Regions from separate parts of the Mus musculus genome. Here all the other regions are linked to region 2. A link is a loop called in an ENCODE intact Hi-C map of the cell type or tissue named here. Cell type or tissue: left cerebral cortex. All regions are shown on one strand.

Region 1 (8,000 bases), 180 kb after region 2:
TGGTTAAAGAATGAGCAAAAGGAATCCTGTTTGGTTGAAAAAAGATATTCCAAAGAGCAGAGGTTACTAATGGAAACGCCCAGGCCCAGGAATGAGCTACCTCCCTAAAGTTGTTGGTCAGAGAGGACCCCAAAACAATACAGGTTATTTCCACTACTGTTGACTGACCTCCTCTTATAGAAGGAAGGGTGGTCAGAGTTATCTGGTCTCTCTTGGAATCTCAGCCACACCCTTCTGCACCACCCTCCCATCTGTGTATAGTTCTGCTAAGCTACAAGTCTCCAGAAAAGAAGATTGGTTGAAGGGGGCTTATCTATGCAGCTATGGAGAAATCGTCTTCTATGGTACAGTGAGATTTTCAGTAATGTGGCCTCTTTGGAGTTACTCATGCTCCTCCTGTGAGTAACCCCTCACTCATGCTCTGTAAGTATACCCGACAAACTCACTAGTTTACTAAGTTAGACTTCCATGGAGCTGTGCTGTTGTCTGTTGCTGTTGACCTGTCTGGAATAAGCAGATGTTTACATCTCCCAGGAAAAGTTCATGCGACCTTGCAAAACAAGACAGTTTGGCGAAACAAGACAGTTGGAAAGGACTACAGCAGCTGCCCTTTCCTCGCCATGGGTAACTGCATCCTTGCTTCCAGTCTATTAGCATCTCTTACCTTTAGCTGTTCTAGCCTGTTACAGCTCAACTCAGACGTCACCCCTCCCGGAAGCTCCCATGCCACCCCAGTTTAGTGACCCAGTCCTCGGCCTGCCTTTTCTTGAGCTCCCTGGCTTGCCTCTGATCTGTGTTTGCCAATACAGGCTCCATTTGTGTTGTCGTTGGCCCACTGCCTGCCTTGCCTCTTGAGCTGCCTAGATACACAGATGTCATTGTTCCTCTTGCTTTTAGTGTCTCCTTCTAGATTCTAACACAGATTCACAGCAGAGTTCAATGACTATCAAATGAATAAAGGGACTGTCATAAAGGACCAAACATCGCATGCTAGATGTGTCCTGTGCCATACAAAATGTTACAGAACAGTAGAAGAAAGGCAGGGCGAGAGGATGGAAAAGAAAGAAGGCTTTCTGAAGGGTTGGAGGCAGAGAAGCTATTGCATCAGGAAGGCCAGTGGACTCCAAGCCCATCGCTTGGGACTGAGATGGAGATGAAATCCTCAAGTCAGAGACCGTCTACTCTTCTCCTGCCCGGGTAGATCCTGTGTAACTGGAACTAATGTTTGAACATTTCGAAAGGTGTGGGACATGGCTAGGCGGTGGTGGTGATCACCTTTCATCCCAGCACTCGACAGGCAGAGTCAGGTGGATCTCTGTGACTTCTAGGCCAGCCTGGTCTACAGAGCTAGTTCTAGGACAGCCAGGGCTACACAGAAAAACCCCTGTCTTGAAAATAAAAGGGAATGGGGCATAGGACTTAGTTTGTCTTTGACCTAGTCATTTACTGGGGTCTAAACAAAAGGTACCAGATTGAAAGTAAAGCATAGCTGAGCCCTCACAGGAAGTCCTTAGTATATTCAGTCTTTGTGGTTTACCCTCAGAGCTTCCTGCCAGCTCTTACCCAGGCTTACCAGCCTAAGAAGACAAGAAGTGGGCAGAGCGGGCCACAAGTGTGCCCTGTGTTGTAAAGCAGGTGCCTCTGGTAGATGAGTTTCCAATTTTAACCGAACACCTCCCCCAACCTCAGCCTCTCCAGGGTGGGTCTGCCATACTGCTAGTGAGACTGCTCTGCCCTGTTCATGAGTGTCACCTACAGAACTCAGGAATGGAGCCAGAGGCGTATTAGCCTGCCCTCTGGATGTTACCTGATGGGTTCTTGGTATCTCCAGTATCTATAGAGGCTCCCTCTTTACACTAATAATGCTACAGACCATTGTGAGCCCATTTGAGTGGTCAAGAAACTGAGTGTCCATGGGGCACCTGTTGTTAAAGTATGTGTACAAAGGTGTCTACACAAGATGCTGGGACCCCTTTGCAGCTGATACACAGGTGTCGGTTCTGGTCATTCAGGTGATGGCTCCTAAGATCAATCCAGTGGCCCGAGTGGACCAGATTTGATATTGTCACCCCAACCAGCCTCTTTCCCAGTTTGCAGCTTCCTATCTCAGACCCTGGTCTCCTTTCTAAAACAAGCAGGGTTAAATTTTTATTTTACCCCTGCTCAAGGGAAGTGGCCAGTGTCCATTGGGGCACCTGGGGGACTCGAACCTCTGCTCAGGTAGCTCTGTAGGACATGAGCCAGCGGTCATGTGGTAGCTCACATGGGTAGAGGACCTGAGAGGAAGGTGAAACCTTTATGCTGCTTGTCCAACATCCTTATGTGCACATGTTTGTGGTTTCTGTGTTTCTGCCGCGACAGATCTAAGAAGAGGCCTCAGATTCCAGAGGCCAGACCAAGTGACTGTGTAGCTGAATCAAAAGACACCACTTTGTCCTGCAAGTCTCGGGAGGCACTTGGGTCCTACTTCCATTAAACACTAGACGGAAGAGTGGGCATGCTCACCTGAAGAAGATAAATCCACACAGCTTTTTATTGGAAATGACGAACTCTGCCTTCTTAATTAGGGGGCGGCAGTGAAACACCATCTCCACTCCCACAGGGAGGTTTTGGCTGAACTCGGGGTCTGGGTAAAGGAGGGCCTTTCTGCTGGTGAATCTGTGTGCCTGATGGAGGAGGTCTCTTCTTCTGCTGGTGCTCACGGGTACGGTGGCCTGGAGGCAAGGGACGATGGCCAGGTGTCTGGAGGTGATGGCCAGGTGGAGGAGGAGCTTGGAGCGCCACTGAATTCTGCGCTGCTGCGGCTGGGGTTGAGTGCGGCTTGGGGCCCCTTTCCACAGTGCTTGTTCTGGAAGCTTTTATTTCCAGCTCTTCATCTATAATGGCAAGACGTTTTAAGAACTCATTCTGACAATAGTGAACAATTTAACACGGGTGTGCAAATGTGTGTGTGAGTACATATGTAGATAAGCATGTATGTGTGTGCCAAGGGATAACCTCTGATGCCATTTCTTAGGCACTGTCGCCTTTTCTTCTTTTTGAGATTAATTCTCTCTCTCTCTCTCTCTCTCTCTCTCTCTCTCTCTCTCTCTCTTGCTCTCTCTTACTGTCTCTCTGTCTCTGTTTGCCCTGCAACTTATCAAGAAGCCCAGCTAGGCCCAGGGAATTCACCTGCCACTGCTCTGGGGTTGCAAGTACCACCTTGCCCGTCTTATGTGGGTTCTGAGGAGTCTACTTCAGTCCTCATGCTTGAAAAATAAGCACTTTAGAAATGGAGCTGCCTCCCCAGCCCCACGATGCGGCCACTGAACACGCTTCATGTGATAGGCATCAAACCAGCGGCTTCAGGAGATGTGAAGAGGAAAGGGAAGTTACTCCCACCCTCTTCAAGTTCTGGGTGTGTCAGGGGAGAGAGAAACGTTGGCCATAGATACCCTGAGACCTAGGCCTCTTTAGAACTCAAAAATATGAGGGAAGAAGACACCTGGGTGGAGAGCTTTGTACTTAAGGCTCTAGAGTGTTGGAGTGAGTATTGCATCTGGGAGTTGTAGCTGGATGCTGCCTAGAGATAATCAGCAAGGTTGCTAAGCAACAACCCTCAGGGCCCGAGCCCACTGAACCCAGGTCTGAGTGGTCGTGAAGGGCATCAGAGACTATACATCTTCTGTGAAGTCTCTACAGTAGGTCTGCCTTTTGCTCAATTTGATTGTCACACAAGCCACATTCTGAAAGGAAACTGGAGTGCCCTCTAAGGGACAATCTAGCCCTGAGAAATGGGCTAGCTCTTCCAAAATTCGTAAGCAAGACCCGGCTCTTGGGCTTCAGTGGGAAAGATGGTTCCTTTCCCCACGCTTGGGGATTTTCTTCTTTGTGTGGCTTCTGTCCAGGAAGACAAGCCTGAGACTGTGTCGATCTTCTTACACTGTTTTTAAGCCACACAGAAAATCTGTGGGAACAGGCAGCTGGCAGAAGCCTGGAGCCACTGCTGGGCTCCTTCAGGGCACATTCTTGGTATTCCACTCCCTGTGCCTTAGCCTTCCTCAAGGAGCCAGGGGGAGCTTCTCTGCGGGGTAAATGAATGGTTGCCTGTACCCTTTTAGAACATTTGTCTTGAAAAGCATGTCTCCACATCACCAGGGGGCTGACATATGGACCCCAGGTAATACACTGGCTACTGTAACTACTGTAAATGCACTACGAACACAAAGCCTCAAAGGCAAACAAGGTGGCTTTGACACCTGAGGGACCTGCGTGCTCTAAGCACATACATAAAAAGACACCCAAAAGACAGAACATGTCCTTTATGCCATGTTCGGTGCCCCAGAAGTGCCTGAGGTGTTTGGAGGGGTATAGGTGAGACTTTGACCCTAATCCAGGGTCCTAGACACAGACCAGCAGGTGGTCCTTCTTGCACAGTGGCACGCTCCCATGACTCTCTGCTGGCTCTTCTGTTTGTGGCATTTTTTTCCCCTCCTGTGCTTTCTCTCGTGTTCTATGTGTTAGGCCCATTGCTACACCTCAGTAATGACTCAGGCAGCAACACTGTCCTCCGTGAGTGACAAGAGCCAAACAGCACATCACGGTGTCAGCCTCCACCAAGGTGGGGGACCACCAGAAGGTGCAAAGAACCATGTGAGAAGTGAGAGGGTAAGAGGTGTGACCAGATGCTGAGCCCTTACACTGAGTTGGGCAGCAATCTTGCTCTGGGGAAGCCATATACTTGCTATGACCTATGCCACCCACCTCTTACGAGCAGAACCATAGGGTCCCAGTACAACCTCTCCAGCAAGGTCTACCACTGCCTAAACATCATTCCAGGAGCCTTTCAGTTCTTTTCCTTTCTTATAAGACCATCTCTTGATGGCTCAGTTTGGGCTATAGATGCAGGTGAGGAAATCCAGGCCCATAGATGTCCAATTTAAAGAAGAGTTATATAAGAACAAGATAAAACTGCCTAGAAATTCAAGAGCTAGGGGTCTTGCCTCAGCCTAGTCATGCTTTGGCCTATGTGCTGTATGATCTGGGGTGGTAGCTAGCGTCTTTATCTGTGCAAATGTCTACCTTACATCGAAAAAACTAAACTTTGTCCCTGGAACAGGCCACTTTATTCACGTGAGTTACTGTCATTTTCCTCTTCCCAGTCTGGTGGTGGCAGAGGTTGCCATGTGTTGGGTGACACCTGAGGTTCACTTTGGAGGAATGTGTCTGACCCCTGGGCAGTGATCATGAGCCTTATAAGGAGGGATGGAGACAGTATGAGCAGAGCACAGAGATAAGGGAGCCAGTGTCAAGGGCTCTGCAAGCCACTAAGCTGTACCGGATGGAGACCTGGGAATGATGTTTCCCAGACATGAAAGGTGCAGAGAGAATGATGTTCCCGGCCCCAGGTGGGGGAAGTGGTACGTAAGATGACAGATGAGGATGCTGGCCTGAAGGAGGATGGGGGCAACACTGAGAAATGAGTTGTGAAGAAGGAAGCCAAACCTACTGGGCTCTGGGTCAGGGGCCAGCATTGTGGGGTATGGGCAGACCCTGCCTATGGGCTGTGCTGGAAGTCAGTATTTGAACATCACTGGGGTTACTCTAGGTGGAGACCTGCAGGGATGGGACCCAGCCCTATGTGAGTCTGAGATTTCTCAAGACCCCAGGGACATGCCCACCCACTAGCATGTAACCAACTAAAGACTGCCCTTACCCCAGCATCCGTAGTTACACACCTGAACATAGTCTCTAACATATTGTCCCTTGAGTGGTCAGCTCCCTGCTTAGGACCACCATAACTAATTTCTGCTTTGTAGGCTGCAGGACAAGTCTGCATCAAGGTAGCCGTACTCCCAGCCTGAACACCTCACTTCCTAAACATCTAACCGGGAAACAAAGGGCCACCAATCACCCTCATTTGGGCTTTATTTTCTTGCAGCTCTGGGAGTCAAATTCACAGCCTTACACACACTGAGCACTCTGCACTGATCCACTCCCAGTGCCTCCTGGCTGGAGATAGTTTTATCCATATTCCTAAGAGTTTGGCCCTGAACGCACCTTTGAGGCATCCAAGGCCAAGACATTTGTACACAGACATGGGATTTGGGTGGAATCTCTCTCTCCTTATGAAAGTTTGTGGACGATTCAGGGATCTCCACACTAGCCTTTCACCAAAGCAGCCTCACGTGGTGGATTCTGGGAAGGTATACAACCTGGCTGCCGCTTCTCAAGGGTCCTTTGATGTTACCCCGGAGAACTGTCCCTCAGAAATCAATCTGAGTACATAACAGAGCCACCCAGAAGCTCTGGTTCCAACCCTGCCCATCCCTTTCTTCGCAGACTCAAGGAGGGACGGTCCCGTGGGGATTTCACTGCAGCCTACAGCGATAAAGGAGTGGGTGTGCTTACCTTTTCTCCTCCTGTTCCGTTTTCTCCTCTTGCAGATACAGAAAATAAAAAGCGCCACCAAGAGCACCAAGAGGAGTCCTCCTGCACCGACCCCCACTGTGACATAGAAGGACAGACCTTTCTCTGCAAGAAGAAAATATGGCTAAGGGAAAGGTCTTGGGCAGAGTGGTCCCTTCATTTCTATGGCCCAGGCCCCAGCCTCCTACATCAAACAAATGAAAGAGTTCCACAGGATTTTCTGCCTCCTTGAGGCTGAGCTTCTGGGGCCTGGAGTGCTACTTAAATCTGCAAGGGCTGAGGAGCAGTGCCTGCCCATCTCACCCCATCCCCCACTGAGGAAAAGAGCATCCAAGTTCTAGAGAGGGAGGATGAGTTGCCTGAGGTCTCATGGGACCTTTCCCCCAAGTGAAGCATCCCCCAACCTCGGTGTTCAGCTCTTCTTCCTCCCAAACTCCTCCTGGGTTCAGGAAAGCCGCCTAGACACTCAACAGTTATCAGTGGCATAAGAGTTCTGATCCCTTCTTCCACCAGAATAGGGAAGAGTAACAGGAAAACAGTGCCGTGGTTGCTCAGGGCAACAGGCTTAGTTTAGCTCTTCCAGGTAAGAGCTGTGTGACCTTTGGTAAGACGCCCCACCTCTCTGAGTCTGTTTCCTTCTTTGTAAAATGGAAACAATGCACCTTACATCACAGGGTAGCTGTCGGAAGTCAGATCAGATAATGGATGGAAAAGTGCTTTTGTAAACTGTAAAACAACACCTAGAGGTGAGGTCTTGCTCTTGCTATACTCTCTACCCTGGGGGTTTTCTGGTAGCTGTTTCCCAGGAGGGGGGGGCTAAACCATCTGTTCTTTGTGAATCAATAGCAGTTAGAGAGAGCAGCTGGAGCAGGGGCTCAAAGGACGGTGGCGAGAAGAAACGGGAGCTGAGCCCAGCTTCACAGAGGCCAAAGACTGTTAACACTCGTGACTAGGGATGGGCCCCAGGCAAGCTGGAGGTCCACCAAGCAGGGCAGAGGGTCAAAGCAAGCTGTTGATGTTGGTTGTTACTTCTGTCCCTCTAGTCTTCCCCTCAGACAGTCCTTGCCTGTGAGCTGAGAACCTCTCTGGGCACTGTCTGCGTAGGGGCATCCCTCAGTAACCCCTGAAGCTGCTTCAAGGATGAATTCAGGGACCTTCAGACCCTGTTGACTTGCCAAGGGCCTGGAATGTCAGAGTCGGCTCCCAAGTGTGAGCAGGGTGGACAGACAAGGCTTCCTGTCCAAGCTGACTCCAACAGATCCTCCCTACCGGTCCTCGGGCAGACCTCCAGCCCTTCCCCAGACACTGTTGGAAAGCAGGCACGCCTTCCACAGTATGGTCTGAGGTTAACCCATGACAGCACTCTGGGTGCCTGGTGGTGTTCCTGGTGGGGACGTCAGTAGCTGTAGCTCTGTCATTGGTCCTTGCAGCGTCTCATTCCAACTATTCTTCCCATCACTCCTCTTGGAGACACTGTGCCTATGTTTATGTGAGCGAGCACTACTCCAGGGCCAGCTGCTTCCTCCTCGTGGGACTTCAGCTCACACTTACTTTATCCCTGCCTGACTTGGCCTTAGAATGGGAGGAGTTTT
Region 2 (8,000 bases):
TGGTGGGTTAACGGGTACTTAATCCCATTAATTTTAGAAACAGTCCCTCACTGAGACATTTTCAACCAAGCTCTTGGCCGAGCTCCTCACAGAAAGTGAAGGGCACCTGTCTGCAGCAAGTGTGGCACCTGGCAAAGTCAACGAGATGAGCTGCAAGCAGCACAGCAAGTGACACCTGGCCAGTCTCCATATTCTCAACCCAGCTCCCAAGATGTCACAGTACTCCACTTTGCGGTAGTAACAACCAGGTACCCAAGTGCTTCAGCGCCTTAATGAAAGGCTCTCTCTTAGACATGCCACTAAAGCCTTTAGAAAGGCATGCACAGAGCCAGGGGTGACCCTGGCAGTGACACCAAAGAGCAAAGCAGCACACCTGCCTTCTTAGCCTTTCTGCCGAAGCTCCTCTGTCTGAAGTAGCAGAATGCTCTCCAACTTCCGTGAACTCTCCTAAACTTTCAGCCTTTAACAATCGCTGGGCATGGCTCCGATGCCAACTCTCTCTCCACTGATGTCAAACCTGTCAGCTATGGAATCAAGGGACCGTGTCTATGTCCTTATGTGCCCCAGGTTCTAGAATAATGACTGGCACAGGGTAGATAATAAATAATGGCTTGAGTGAGGCAGACAGTGAGACGTGGCATGGGCTTCAGGCAGCAGCTTCACTGTCCTACCCTGAGACGTGGCTCAGAGCTGGCTGCCTGCTACAACAGTGATGACAAGCAGACGGTCTGTGGTTGGGACCAACCCAGCCACAAGGTGCTGGAAACAAGCACTGGTGTGAAGGAAGTCTGTTCTCTTCACTGTGAACACTAGGAGGAGTCTTGGAAGTGGAGTGGGGGTAGCAGATGCTGTTGTACGATGGGAGAGGCTATGCCAACCCCACAAAGAGAGGAAGGGGTGGGGACAGTAAAGGGACAATACATACTGAGAATCTATGAGGGGTGTGTCTTACATGCAAGCTGCCAAGAGATGAACAGAGGCATTCCACAGGAAGGATGGAGACTTTCTTACCGTGTGTATATGCATGTGTGTGCATATGTGTGGTGTGTGTGCATGTGTGTATGAATGTGTGTGCATGTGTGTGGTGTGTGTGCATGTGTGTGTGAATGTGTGTGCATATGTGTGGTGTGTGTGCATATGTGTGGTGTGTGTGCATGTGTGTGTGAATGTGTGTGCATATGTGTGGTGTGTGTGCATGTGTGTGTGCATGTGTGTGCATTGTGTGATGTGTGTGCATGTGTGTGAACATATGTGTGTGCATTGTGTGGTATGTGTTTGTGTGCATGTGTGTGGTATGTATGCATGTGTGGTGTGTGCATGTGTGGTGTATGTACATGTATGCATTGTATGTACATCTGTATATGTGTGTATGATCGCCATATAAACACTATATAATACGCACATATCCCACAGATGCTTTCTAAGCATGTACGTAAATCCAACCATACAAAGACTCACGCTGCTGCACACTGAGATGAACAAAAACCCTCCCTGCCTCTGTGACCCTCCAGGGGTGCCTGAAGAGAAGAACTTCCCCATTACTGATGTACCAAGTACTTTCTGGGACTCATACTGATATTTCAGATAAACCTGTTTGTGGGAATAAATGGTTATTAAAGTGGGACTCCAATGAATAAGCTACATGACTACGTAAACCTTGTTTCCGCAGAAAGCCTGCTAACATCCCATCCTTCCTCTAAAACTTACCTGTGCCTCTTCTCCGGGTGACAGTCCTTTGAAGAAACACTGTGTTAAACGACCTAAGGGGAACATCAGGAATTGTTTGGTGAGCTGTTTTCCTTGTAAGAAACAACCAAAAATAGGCGTATGGCCTGACTTATCACCTTCATTTAACAGCCTTGCTTCCTGGAAGTCCCAGAAGGCTTCATGTGCCGTGTGTGCATGTGGCTAGGGCTGCTCTGTGGGCACTGAAGCTGCTGCCAACACCTTTCAGGGTGACTTTGCAACAGTCTTCCTCTCCACCCACTCCCTGCCCAGAATTTAATATCCACAGCCCCTGAGGAGTCTTACTTTCCTAGCTTAAGTCAGCTAATCCCTAAATGGGATGCCGGGCTAGCCATGTTCATCTCCTCCCGTGGTCATTTTCCTACCTGAACACCTTGGCACTCGCTGGCCCACCTGCTCTGCGAACATTTCCCATGATAACAGCTCCTGGTCCAAGATCTACCCCTTTAATTCTGACAGCCCCATATGCACAGCCATCTAATAACTCATTCACTCCGATCCTTAAAAGCATGAAGGATCCACCCCTCTGTTCAGTTACAACTGGCTCCATTTCTTCTTGGGACTGCCTTTCTTAATTCCTTTGTCATGTGTCACAGTGTTGGGAACATGGTAAACATTCCCCGGTGCTGCAGAGGGAAAGCAGGAATCCCTGGTACTGCAAAGGAGACTAGCAGTGAGGCACAAATCATCTGTCCCTTCTAAAGCCACGGCCGGGCCCACGGACTAATATGACAAAGTACCCGCCATGTATCCAGCCCTCGGTCAGGCATCGTTGTCTTAACTTGGATTTACTGTATGGATTTCTCAATCAAGGATGACAGACTGTAATGTCTCCTAATAAATAAAAAAACATTTGGATGTTCCAGCTTTCAGAAAATGGAAAAACGAATAGCTGTGCCAAGTGCTTTTTTTTAAAAAAAGAAATTCTTCACTGCAATATAAGCTAAGAGGCAACACCCTGGATCCACACCAAGTCTGATGCTGTTCCTGGTCAGCCAGGGAAACAGTGTATTTAGAAAGCATGGCCCACCCCATCAGCTCTAGAATAGAGCAAAGTAGCAAGCTACTTAGCTAACAGAATTCACCCCTAAAAGGGTCTCTCCTAGTCAATATCAGCATATGGGCAAGTAGGATAGCATTGCTGAACTTAACTGCACCTCAAAGCATCCAGGGAGGACTGGGCCACAGGCAGTCCTTCAAGCCATAGTCCAGAAGCACAGGTCCCTACCAGTATCTCACAAGCTTTCTGGGTTGCATCCCTCAGTGGGATGGTATCCAGCAATATGCCAAATTTCAGCCAAGAGAGAAGAAAGTGCCCGGGAAACACCAGGTAACACTTAGCTTACTAGGTCATGTGGGAGGAAGGTGTGTCAGAATTGGAACTCTGCTACCCCTTTAGGAAGGGTGTCAATGTTTAGACACATCTAAATATCCATATCCCTTCCTGCTGCACTAGGCACACAGTGATACAGGCTTGCAATCCTAGAACCTGGGAGGCTGAAGCAGGAAGACCATGAATTTGAAGTCAGTGTGGGTGGAAAGGGGGAGGGAAGCAGAGAGCAGTAAAGGAGAGAGGGAGAGGGGGGATAAACAGGGAGAGGGCACCGGCTGGGAACATGTACAAGTGCAAACACACTCCTGTAGGGCAGAGCCATCAATCAGGCTCCGTAGGAGACCTGAAGGATAAAGGTAGAAAACAATACCAGTTACATTTCTGAAGGCTGAGACTTAGTCCCACAGTTCCAACCTCCTAACATCATATATCCTCAGTGTAAACTTCCACCAACTACAAATAGAAGTCAGTAATACAGTTAAGCGTGGGCCACTTTAAAGTGCTATAAGGATTTTTTCCTTTTTTTTTTAAACCTAACAATCAGTTTGGAAGCCCAGTTGTCCTGGTGAGAACTACCCCAGAACTCTAGAGAACCTAGAAAGAGACACCATCTCACAGCACAGGAAATGGGCTGGGATGAGGAGTAGTTGCTGATACACGGTGGCGAGACGAGCAGACAATATCCAGTCTTGGTGGCACCAACCATTGGCCAGCCCCAAGCCAGTGAGAAACACCACCAAGGCATGGGCTGCAGACCTGAGCAGTGCTGGGGAAGATGGCAACAGGCCAGCAAAGCCAGGGCCAACCAAGAGGCCCATATGGCCCGCGGCAGGAGTCGGCATGCTCAAAGAAGTCTGAAGATAGAAGGGGAGCCTTTCAGAACCAGCTAAACTAATCCTTATTACTGAGGCTAAGAGCTACTCAGCAATTTGTTCAAGGTCAAGAAACAAGTGAGGAGACAGAACAAGGCCAGAATCCAAGCCTCTGGTCTTAAAAGACAGTGAGAGGGTTGTTAGCGCATGTTAGCTGCTTGTATCAACTCCTTCCTAAGTGCAGAGATCCATCCGAATGATGTGTGAGCTTTAGTTCCTGCAGTTCTGTCACTTACAATATGACCCTGAGCAATTTACCTCACAGGTGCCTCAGTCTCTTCATCTAATGGTGGGGATAAGAACACAACCAACCTGGTGTGGTTACAAAGCCTACTCAACAGGTCAATACGTGGAAAGTGCAATGCCTGCTAGGAGCCAACCATCACAGAGAAGGTGGCAAGGGGCTCCTAGAGAGCTCTTACATTGGTTACTCCCTGGCCCCCAGGGTATCACAGTCAGCAGTTGTCACCATTTCCTTCCATACCCAGGATGGAGGCTTCTAGGAAGTCACACGGCTCTTGCCTAAGCATCCGAGGGCAACCCTAGTCTGGTATTAGCACTAAACTGACCAAAGCAGCAGAAAGGCTCTGGTTAAATGCTTACTTGATGAGCGGCTGTCCCATCTATCACCCCACAGATTCTCTGTTGGAGATTCTAGACTGTGGACCCTCAAAGCCTTCTGCAGAGCCATCAAGCCTTGAAGTCTCATTCACCTGTCTGTCCTACTTGACCTCCTTGGCCACCCTTCCCTGTGATGTTCTCCGAGGCTCCGAGTCCTTGGTCCCCCATCCTTCTAACCTCATTCCATGGAAAGGCATGATGTCATTCCTCCTACGAGCCAAATTTGGTGGATTAAACACAAAAGCAGGCTGGCAGCTTCCGCCGTATGCCCACACTACCCCGTCCTTCAGTGCTAACTCATGCCTCCCACATCCAGCAAGCCTAGCACTAACCCACAGTGCTCACTGCCTCTGACCATGACCTTTACCTCAGCACTCACTGGGAAAGCCATGCTGCCGTCTATTCTGTGTGCTAAGCCTCCTTGCAGACTAGAATACCCCACTCATTAGAGCACCCAGGCCTCCTAGGAATCCTGCTCAAATGACAATTCAGACTCAGCACACTAAACTGGATCGGGAGAGTCCAGGTGCAGCTGTGCTCCCAGGCCACACTAGAAATGTATATGCACTGACTGGAACATCTGCATCTTAAACATAATTTTTACACTGATGACAATCCTACAAGAGAGGAATTCTGCCCATTTTCCAGAGATGGAAAGTGAGGTTCAAAGTAGCAGAGAAACTTGTCTAAGGTCCACAGTGCAAGAGGCTGAGTTCGAAGGAGGGTTGGTTCCAAAGCCTAAACCCAGTCTTTGTTCTCCATGGAGGTCATTTTCAACCCAGAGTTGGGGTGGGATGGGAAGGGTACTAGGTATAGAAACAGTTTTAAAAACATACGTGTAATGGGTGTCTGTAACAAATCACTGAAGGCTTCTTAGGTACTATAAACAGAAAAGAGATGGGCAGAGCCTGGTGCTCAGAGGTAGAGCACTTGCCTAGCGTGCACCAAGTCTTGGGTGGGATGTCCACCACCACTTTTCTTTCCTTTACTCTTTTCTTTTTTTTCTTTTTAAATTTTTTTTTTATTTTTTATAATTTTTCAAAGAGTCACCCAAGGGAGCCAATGAGCTGGCTCAGTAAACGAAGTGCTTGCTATGCAACCAAGAAGACCTGAGTCTGATTCCTAGCGCTCATGTAAAAAGCCAGGCATGATGCACATTTGTAACCCCAGGACCAGAGTGGTAAAGATAGATGGCCTGGGGCTTACAGGCCATCGAGTCACAGACACACACATAAACACACACACAGACACAGACACGCACACACCATAGACACACATGCATGCATACACACTCAGAACACATAAAAATAGCCATCTGGGAGTAAGTTAACTCTACTGATCCAGACATTAGATAACACCCAGAAACTTTAAACATGCAAAGAAGAAATGAGACATACAGAAAACTTCTCCCTACAATGTCTGGGAACAATGGTGACATTCTAGAGTGGCACCAGCTAAGAGGATGCAGGGACCGTGCTCCACACTACACCACTCCTCCCAAACTCTGCCTGCACCTCCTCATCTCTGGACCATGCAGAGCCAGGGACTCTTCCTGAGCTCCAACCTCACTGTCCCTGTGCTGTGGAGTCCCTCTCCAGCCCGTTCCCCAGGCGGCTCTTCCACATGCTGGTGTCTCCCGGATCCTACTGAACAGGTACCACCTCGAAGTGTTCTTCTAACTTGGCACCCCTGGAGAGGCCGGTGACAGCCTCTGAGTCACGAACATCCTTACCTGCTCACCCCTGAGCTCTTGTTCTCAACCCCACCTTTACTACACAGTCAAACTTTAGTGTCCCGAGCCCAAGGGCAACCTCGTGCGGGCTGCGCTCACCACGAACCTCCACACCAGGCCCACACTTTTCTCTCCATCCTTCTGGTTTGCTGCAGCACTTTCCGCCTCCACTCCCTGTTCAGCCAGCCAGCTCCCACTCGGCTCTGCTTCCTTCCCAATAGGATGCTCTGCTGGCTCTTTGCCCAATCCTCTGATGACGACTTCTAGAACTTTCCCTGCTCACCTGCTGCCAACCCAACTCTTTCACCCACTTTCTGTGAAGGTCCTAATCCCACATCTAATACACCTTGTGCTGCCATGTAGGGTAGAGCTGAATTGCCCTGCTCTGCTCACTTCAGACGCCTCAGCACTCAAGATGCCCGGTCTACGTAAATGACACTGGCTCAGGGTCACAAATGAGCTGCACACCATGCATGTGTCACTAGCTGCTTGCCTTCTTCCCTTCCTCCTTCCTTCCTTCTTTCTTTCTTTGCTTTTTCCCCCTAAAGTCTTGCTAGACAGCCTAAGCTAGCCTTGAACTCTCAATCTTCCTGCTTCTGCCTCCCAAAACTGAGATTACCAGTAGACACTAGCAAATCTGACTCCATTTCCACCTTCAAACCGCTCATGCAGAGGAAGGGATGGAGTGCTGAGGATCCCTAGGTGAAAGTGGTATCTGCTCGCCTTTACCACTGCACACGCAGGCTCAAGGGCCTGGAGGTGGCCTCTGATCATGAGCTCCCAGGGCCCACACACCAGAAATCCTGATGCATCTGCAACCCTCATGAAACCGACAGGGATTCCTTACCCTGGCCCACAGGCTGCAAAGTGCTGGCCGACTCCAGCTTTAAACAAGAACAAGGAAGAGCCGTTTCCAACATCTTCTTGGCTCATGATCGCTTTTAGAGTCTGAGAAGTAACCTATCCGGCAGCAAAGTGCTTCTATGTCATTTAGATTCCATGGCAGCACGCCTTCTGCAATGAACCTTGAACCTGTGAGCACGACTTCGCTCTTTAATGTTCTCAGCCAGATTCACCCAAAACAGAACAGCATCCGAAGCGCGGTCCCTCGGTCCCCTGAAACATTCCAGGTGATGCTAACGCTTCCACGTTCCAGCTGCTCGCAGAGGTGTAAAACAGGCTGCAGGTAGAGCCTTGGAATGCTTAAACTTGAGTCATGCCACGTAGCGACTCCGTCACCCAGCACAAACACTCAGGGAACACTGAGTGAAATAAACATTCAAAGAGCATAAACACGCATTTCCATTGTCTTGTCTCCTGGGAATCACACTGCTGGTATGTGATGCATTTGCCACTGGGTCTGAGTCTGCTCCTTCCCCAATACTACAGTTTGTGTGTGTGTGTGTGTGTGTGTGTGTGTGTGTGTGTATGTGTGTGTATGTGTGTGTGTTGGAGGATAAAGGGGGTAACCACCACCAACTCTGCCAACTCTAGCATTTCGCCTTTTCCAGAAGATAAATTATTTAGAATTTTTTTGCCAGTTCGAGTGATTTTCCCATAGCAGAGTCAAATGGCCCAGCAGTCCTGCCTTAAAGAAACCAATGCAATTAAAGCAAACAGCTATGAACTGGTCCTGACAGCTTCTACCAACTTCATTTGATAAAGTGAGACACAGACACACTCCAACAGACAAGCC
Region 3 (8,000 bases), 54 kb before region 2:
GTGGCACGCAATAAAGAGATTTTACTTGATGCCTTTGAATGTCAACTTCTTTTTAGGGTTTTGGCAGGAGATTGATTTTTAAAAGTCAGTATAAGGGCACCGCACATTGAACGGCAGATGCATCCTTTAGAAAAAAAAAAGACTGAATAAATCAATTTCTATGCATCAAATAACTGAAGTGTACTAAAGGCGCTATTTTAAGAAACACTATAGTAAATTATCGAGCAAAGTGAATAATCACTCCCCTACTTGTTTGGTGAATCTGGGTTTTCATATGGAGTTACTTCAAGCAGAGTTTAAGATGCAAATGGGGCAGAGATGACAGAACTTTAGATCTCACCCCCAGGAGGGCCACCTTCCCTCCCCCAGTGCTCTGGGTAGGTGCCTGCCTCTGCCAGGTCCTTAATGTTTGGAAAGATCTAAGTTTCCTAACAGCAGGATGGGAGACTACTGTCACGGTTGTTTTTTTTTTTTCAGGAGGTGGACCAGAAAGTATGTGGAGCTCTGTCCTCCAAGCAGGGCATGGCTGTCACCATCTCTGGCCAGACTGGCTGTACTTCCGTGCATGAGACCCTTTTCAAGAGCAGATGTACTAATGTTTCCATTTGGGGAGGGTAGAGAAGTGGCTCACGGGGCCTCTGCCCTCCACTGGGATCTATATGTGGTTAGTGATTACTGGTGAGTATGGCGGAGTGGGGTGGGGGCTGGGGAGTCTTCTCGCTGCCTGGATTCTACCCATCCGCCCGTCATGCTATACACTCACGGGCTCACCAAACTGGACTTGGGTGGAATTGTTTTTCTGGTCAGTCACAGACCTCCTCATCTGGGACAACTATAAGTAGACGCCTCAGAAAAAGTCACCCGACAGGAAAACGAAGCAAGGAGGAGCTGGAGTTCAAAGGTCCCTCTCCTCAGACTGCATGGCCGCTAGGGAAACCCCCTCGGACAAAGCTTCTCACCCTTAAGCATGTGGACTTCATTCTCTCCACACAGTTGTTCTGAGCAGCCGAGCACTCGGAAGCTTTCATGGGGCAGACTCATTTCTTAGGGACCAGCTCAGGGAGGCGTGGGGGTGGTGCTGGGGGTAGGGGACAGAGGTCTGACTAGTTAGGCTGGTCTGGGTGGGGCAGGTTTGGTATGTGTCAGTAGAGACACTCTACTACACTACTGTAGGGTTCCAAGAGGTCTCCACTCTGCTAGAGGCTACGGGAAGCCTTCCTTTTCCAAGAAATAAAACAATAGGTGATGGGAGGTAGAGGTGAGAATATCAGGAGTTTAAGGTCAGCCTTGGGCTAGACAGTGGATCTGAGGCAACCCTGGGACTTATGAGACCACATCTCAGAAACAGCAGGTAAGCAAGAACTGTCAGTCTTTAATCCACAGCCTCACCTGGAGACCTCTCTGCCCCCACATCTCAGAAGCCATGTCCACCTTAGGATATGGGGAAGTGGGCTTCCACTGAATCACAGAGGAGCCAAGGCTCCTAAAAGTCCTTCCCCAGTGGTGTTACCAGGCCAGGACTGCAAAGGCAGCAACTTGCAAAACCGCTTTGGCCTGAGCCAGGCCCTAGAGGAAACACAAGGTGGACCAAACTCTAGAAGCCTGAATGTATGTGCTGCAGTACAACTCGGGAAGATACTTAGATACCCAGAGCGGGAGAGCTCACCGTCCATCTTCACAGTTATAAAGATGGGCCTGGAGTGGATCTCGGCTTCCCTCTGCCAGGAACCTGTCGGTGACCTCACCCAGGGAGTCACAGAACAGTAGTAGTTGCCAAAGTCCTGGTCCTCAGAGCCATGCACTTGCAGCAAGAATTCCAGCACGCTCACTCGCTCCAGGCTGACAGTACTCTTCCAGTCCCTCTGGCCTGTCGTCACGACTCCCTTCCGGTCCAAGGAGGAGAGGAGGACGGGAGCCTTGTCCAAGCCAAAAGAGTGTACCGCAAACCAGGATACATCGAAGGCCATGTCATCTGTGGATTACGGAGCCAAATGCTGAGGTCAGAGTGTGAGCAGAAACGATGTACACGCTCCTGTGTGTGCAACCCTTACACGCTCCTGGCCAGGTCTGTTCTGTACGAACCTCCAAGCAGCCTGTGATGATATCACAGCCTCCCCTGTGCCAAGGTCACACAGCTACAGATAGTAGTGTGTCTAGCCTGACCACTCCCACCCTAAAGAACCACAGAAAGAAGATCTGGGGCCACAGACAGCCCTGTGTGTGAAGGCTGGGCATGGCGTGCAGGGTCCCCGAGCACTTCACGCAGAAGAACCAAAGACCGCACATAAAATAAATTGTACCAGATTTGAAGTTGTAGACAGCTTGGATTTTATTGTTCACTGTGGTTTGTGCTGTTTTATTTTTTTCTTCCCCCTTGTAGAAGTATTTAAGTTCAAAATAAGAGGGGTAAAAAAAAAGAAAATCAAGCTGAGAAAACTGAACACAGTTAATAGTCCCAGAGAGTAAAGCTAGTGGATCATGAAGTTCTCTGTGAAACTGAGGTTCTAACAGCCTCAAATAAACGACAACGGGCAGAAGAGAAAGAGGATGGTACAGGATTAATTTACACAATGTGGAAACTGAGGCCACATGCTAAACCCAGACCCTCATCCCCACCCTGACTGGACCAACCCAAGCCAGCTACTGAGCTTCAGGTTTCATCCAGAAGGCATGTGGGGACTGTGGACCAGAAACACAGTCACATCTTAAACCTGCTTGGCAAAATTCCTTTTTCAAAAAAAACACCGAGGACTGAACCCAGTGCCGTGCTGGGCAAGTGTTCTATTGGAGCTACAACCCTGGCCCGGGACCTTTTATATGTCAGCTTTTGCTGGACAACAAAAAAACAATAGTTATTCATTCAGGCAAAGTACATTAATAACTTCAAAAACACATTCTAAGGCAAACAGATGTCATCCAGACCCATGTAAGACAGAAGGGAGCTCAACTCAAAGTGGGCATTTCCAAACAGGTCCCAATGATAACTCCACTACTAAAGCAGATCCCCTCTCTCCTCCACCTGCCCCAGGGGCCCCTCAGCATAAACAATTCTCAGCAGGTAAGTCTCTGAGACCAGCTTGGTGGGAATGCAGAAGGTGCTGTGGACTGCCTATTCCCCCTCAGTGCCAGGGCGGAGTGGGCTCTGCTACCCAGGGAAACTCAGGGAGTCTAGAGTGGCTACCAATGATAAAGCATAGAGGTGCTGCCATTACGTCATTCTCTTGTGCATCATAGGATGCTAAGGTGGCTAGCCTGGGCCAGAATCCCAGTACCTACTGGCCACATGACCTGAACAAGCCATGTTAGTTTATTGCACAATGCAAATTAACAGGGCTCTGGAGAGATAGCTCAGTGGTTAAGAGCATTCACTGCTCTTCACAGAACCTGGGTTCAGTTCTCAGCACTCATGTCAGGTAGCTCACAACTGCTTATAGCTCCAATTCCAAGGGATCTCTTATCCTCTTCTGGCCTCCACAGTCAGACAGACAGACAGACAGACAGACAGACAGACAGACAGACAGACAGTGTACAGACACACATAGACAAACACACATACACTTTAAAAACTTAAAAAAAAAAAATCCAACTAACAGCGTGGGCGAACACTGACTGCCAAGAACCACTCCCAGCCCACGTGTTTCTGTATGTGGCTCCTGGAAGCCCGGCCCGGGGGACAGGCAGGAAGGTTTTGTCCTGTGTGAAGGGGCAGTGCTAATAACCAGAGACCCTGCAGGCCTCCCCAGCATCTGGGTGCAAAGTACTGGGTAGCCATTACATTGGGGTGGGTGCCTGGCTCCTTTAGGACTTCTGTTCAAAGGTTCATGTGGCTACAAGCTCAGCATGGACATGTTTCCCCGAGAAGGACCCAGTGGGAACTAGTGATAATAAAAGCGATAGTGATAAAGCTACACACCACCATCTCCACACGTGGCTGACAGGTAGATGCCGCTAGAAGGAAGTGTGGGAGGTACTTGTCAAGGATATGGGCCCCTCCTGTGGGCATCTGCTGTACTGAGTCACCCATCTCACCACATACCCTGGTTAGGTACTAGACGCTGATGTGTTCCGACTGGACCATTTCCAGAACACGGAAGTCACCTCACCTGGGTGAAATGCCTCACAGAGGCTACGGAACACCCTTAACGCTCAGCCACTCCGCCTCTGAGCAATGGCTGAGCAGCAAGGACAGGAAAGTCCAGCTCCTTAGCTGCCCTCGGCACCAAGTACTCCGAGCATAGTGACTGGGCCCCATTCTCTTGCACCCCCACAGCACACTCTGGAGACCCCCCTCCCCCCCATGACTCACACTGCCTCTGCTCTGCTTCAGACCATGGTGCCACCCACGCTTGGCCGCTCCCACCCTGCTGTGACACAACAGTGCCTTGGCTCTCAGCCCACTTATGCAACTTTCCCACTGAGAATTCCCTCTCAGAGCCATGGGATGAATGAAAAGAGAAAAAAAAAAAAAGAAAGAAAAAAGAAAAAGAAAGAAATTACGATTTGTGTTTAATTATTCAGAATCTTCCACCCACACAGAGCAAGAGTGCAAAGTTCTGGAAAATTGTGATTTGCAAGATACCAGCTACCTATAGCTTTTGCAATTACATCAGAGAAAAGAGGTTTACATGAAAGGCACAACTGGCGACCTATTAATTTGCTGAGAAAGAGCATTTGGAGGGTTTAATATCTGTATATCACAAATGAGCTTTCAAACAGCACTGCACTATGCAAACTTTTAAGGAGTTTTTGCTTGCCTTTCCCTGGCAGTCTTTCCTGCCTTTTCCTTCATTTCTACGTTCAAAGGTACCTTTGTGCCTCTGCGCCTCGCAGCTTTGGTACAGCAGCAGTTGCTCTCTTCAGAGCCCGACTTTACATGACGTCTCATGCCTCACATGCTGTACAGAAGCCCTAAAGGAACCAGGGAGCCACTCCCATCATAATGGCTACCCCGTAGTTTACCCCCAGATGCCGGTGAGGTCTGCAGGGTCCCCCATCTTTGGTTATTAGCACTGTCCCTTCATACAGAACAACCTGCTGCCTGCTTCTGGGGCCATGCTTCCAGAGGTCTACACACAGAAACACATGAGAACTCACAGAATTTGGCTAGCTTTGTGTATGACTTTGCTAGGAATGGGGTGGGGTTGGGCAGTGTCAGGGTCACAGTGGGTGGTGGAAGGGAGAAGGGCAGGCCTCAGCAAGCTAGGCTCTTCACAGAATCGTTGGGGAAAGGCAAAGGTGGGTAAAGTCCTGCTCAGCAACAGGGACAACACCCTAAGGCCTTTAAGACCAGAGGAGCCAATAAGAGAGGGATGTCATCTTGCTTAAGGCACCAAGCAGAGAATGCATGAGGGATGGGCCCAGGATTCTGAGGCATCTGTTGGCAAGGCTAATCTTTTCGGTAAAGAGAAGATTCACAGAACTGGGGACATGGCTTGGGACAGGCCGGGTGTGCACAAGGTTCCCTCTTCAGTAGAATGGGAAAGGCTTTACAAAGATATCCTAAAAGTTATAAATGACATCACTTCTGTATTCCGCCTCGGGTGCAAGCTCTCGGGGGTAGATCTTGAGCACGTCCGTAGCTCTATCCCCAACATCTTTAACTGCTCTGTCTGTGTACCGAAGGGATGAATGACACGGAGCAGGAAGAGGGATCTGTGAGTGGGTTTCTAACCAGGCCACAACAAGCCAGGAAGAGATCTACTGACCGACCGTCCTGAAAAGTGTTTCAAATCTCCCAGCAGATACACAGCCTCACAGAGCCAAGCCAGCAATGAGTCAGGGAAAGTGATGGGCTGGCTAGTCTTTTGTCAGCGGGACACAAGCTACAGTTATCTGAAAGGAGGGCACCTCAGTTGAGAACATGCCTCCAGAAGATCAGGCTGTAAGGCATGTCCTTAAATTAGTGACTGATGGGAGAGGGCCCAGCCCATTGCGGCTGTTGCCATTCCTGTTTATAGAACCCAGGATGGCTTCTACAAGAAAGCAGGCTGAGCAAGCCATAGGGAACAAGCCAGTAAGCAGGGATACTCCATGACCTTTGTCTCAGCTCTGCATCCAGGTTCCTGCCCTGTTTTGAGTTCCTGTCCTGACTTCCTTCAATGATGAGCTACAATGTAGATGTGAAGCCAAATAAACCCTTTCCTAGCCAATTTGCTTTTGGGTCACAGTACTCCATTGAAGTAACAGAAACCTTGACTAAGACAAGTGAAGATCAACAGACAGTTCAAACTCCAAGTGGCAGTGACAGACGACAGGAGGAACGTTTACAGAAGGCAACGGGGGTGGGGAAGGAGGAAGGATGGAGGGAGGTACCTGGGTCCAGCACAGCTCCTTCCACAGTGACGATACAGAACAATTTGATGAGATCTCCCCGGGTGACGGATGGTGTGTCTGAATGCACAGAGGCGTTAAATGTGGGACCTGGAAGACAGTAATGTGTAAGATGCATAATCTTCTTTCACACAAGCTCAAAATTCATTCCTAAAGCTCCAAGAGCATCTAAATGTGGCTCTCTTTTCTGGGAATCGGTCTACAAAAAAACAAAAAACAAAAAACCATGAACTAGGCCTTCTAAGATCTCCTTTCTCTATGCAGAGACAGTCGGATCAGGAACATCTACCTGAATTCACTCTTGACTAACTCTGAATGGAACTTTCTCTGCTTGACAACCACAGCTTTGCTTGAAGAATATGCTTGCTTCACGCCCCCCGCCCCCGAGCTGGTAAGCTTGGGCTGCTGTCACATTCAGTGTAGTTCAAACTAGCCAGGGTGGTGTAGAGATCAGAGGGTCAGGAGCTGACCGCGTGTGCTTTGGGTCACAGTTGGGCGAGTGGCCTCTGTATGTTCTGCAATACTGATGGGGACAGAACCCTGAGACCCCAGTGTTAAAGGGCTGAAACCCAGTTAGGAGAAAGACCCACCAATACTGGACATGTTTAGATAAAGTATGGTGGGGCACTGAGAAAATGCCAGGATTTCAGGGGAAGCTGAGGCAGCTTGGAGCATCCTTTAAAAGACCACCCAGGTTGGGGAAGGCAGGGTGTGCATGGGAGTGCTCTATACTTCTGAGTCAATTTTGCTAAAATTGAAACTAAAGCCTTGATATTCAGATATACATATACATATCATACACACCATGTACATGTATATGCGTGTGTGTGTATGTGTATGTATGTATGTGCACATCTAGTATAAACTAGCATCAAACAAAACAGAACAACATCCTCCATTGAGACAGACTTTGCCTCGCATCCCCCTGAAAATATCAGTGACTTAACAATCACTTTAAACCCACCTCTGATGCCTCGTAGGAAAGGGCATTTCATAGCTCAAGACAAACTGATCCCAACAGCTCAATGCTTAACCTTATCATCTCAGCTTCTAAAATCCAAGAACAGGAAAATGGAAAAGAGAGTTCTAGGACATCAGTGCTATGAGATTCTACTTGTATTTTCAGGAAAGCATAGATAGGTGTCCAGCTCTATAAAGAGAATGCCACCAGATTCATCGCCAGCGCTACTAATCTAGCTCATAGAAGCTGAGCGAAAGCTTACTTGAGGAATAGGGACATCACTGCTTTCTTGTTCAGATTACCAGAAAGGGAAAGTACCCCAAAGTGTGTTTAAAAGCATCCATAAAAAGCTACTCACTCCATCAGGAGTGTGTGTGAAAGGTCACACTGTCATAAGGCAATGGGCTGAAGTGACTTTGTCTCTGTTCTCACTTCAATCTGATGACTAATAATAAGTCATTAAATGGCTTTCCTAGCACTAAGGATATGAATAACTTGAGCGGTGAAGAAAGGCTGGTTATGGAGGTAGGGGCGTTACAAAATCTGGGGACTTAACTCCAGGGGCTGAGAACACGACAGGATGGCAGTCCCAGGAACAGGGGATGAACGAGGCAGAAGACAAACACATCATTTCCTTCAGATGCCTCAGCTCTGGCCCTAGCTCCCTTAGTATCTCATACTCTGGACCTGCTCTGCCCAAAACTGTGTG

The links. Hi-C counts contacts between places; a loop is a spot of excess contacts. Peaks named below come from ENCODE experiments on the same cell type or tissue, not always from the same donor. Only the 100,000 strongest peaks of a DNase experiment are listed, where the experiment ranks them.
Region 1: a loop joins it to region 2, with 2.3 times the contacts of the local background. A loop is called at or near these places in 5 of 42 quality-filtered maps.
Region 3: a loop joins it to region 2, with 4 times the contacts of the local background. A loop is called at or near these places in 3 of 42 quality-filtered maps.

The regions. Positions count from the first base shown.
Region 1 is chr3:101,273,398-101,281,397 of GRCm38, forward strand. Cd2 (CD2 antigen) reads right to left here. Exons shown (of 5, transcript NM_013486.2): 4 at 6,391-6,513; 5 at 2,511-2,876. The coding sequence ends at 2,560. Among named protein-coding and RNA genes, the nearest start is that of Cd2, 11 kb to the right of the region's middle. In left cerebral cortex, a CTCF peak has its summit at 3,754; DNase peaks (open chromatin) are centred at 832 and 3,772.
Region 2 is chr3:101,097,479-101,105,478 of GRCm38, forward strand. All of the region lies in intron 1 of Ptgfrn (prostaglandin F2 receptor negative regulator), which reads right to left. Among named protein-coding and RNA genes, the nearest start is that of Gm52612, 7.5 kb to the right of the region's middle. In left cerebral cortex, a CTCF peak has its summit at 793; DNase peaks (open chromatin) are centred at 746, 4,818 and 6,495; H3K27ac peaks cover 2,545 bases.
Region 3 is chr3:101,043,778-101,051,777 of GRCm38, forward strand. Ptgfrn (prostaglandin F2 receptor negative regulator) reads right to left here. Exons shown (of 9, transcript NM_011197.3): 7 at 6,313-6,420; 8 at 1,667-1,972. Among named protein-coding and RNA genes, the nearest start is that of Cd101, 18 kb to the left of the region's middle. In left cerebral cortex, no CTCF peak of the experiment used is centred here; DNase peaks (open chromatin) are centred at 3,627, 4,041, 4,363, 4,841 and 1 more place; H3K27ac peaks cover 922 bases.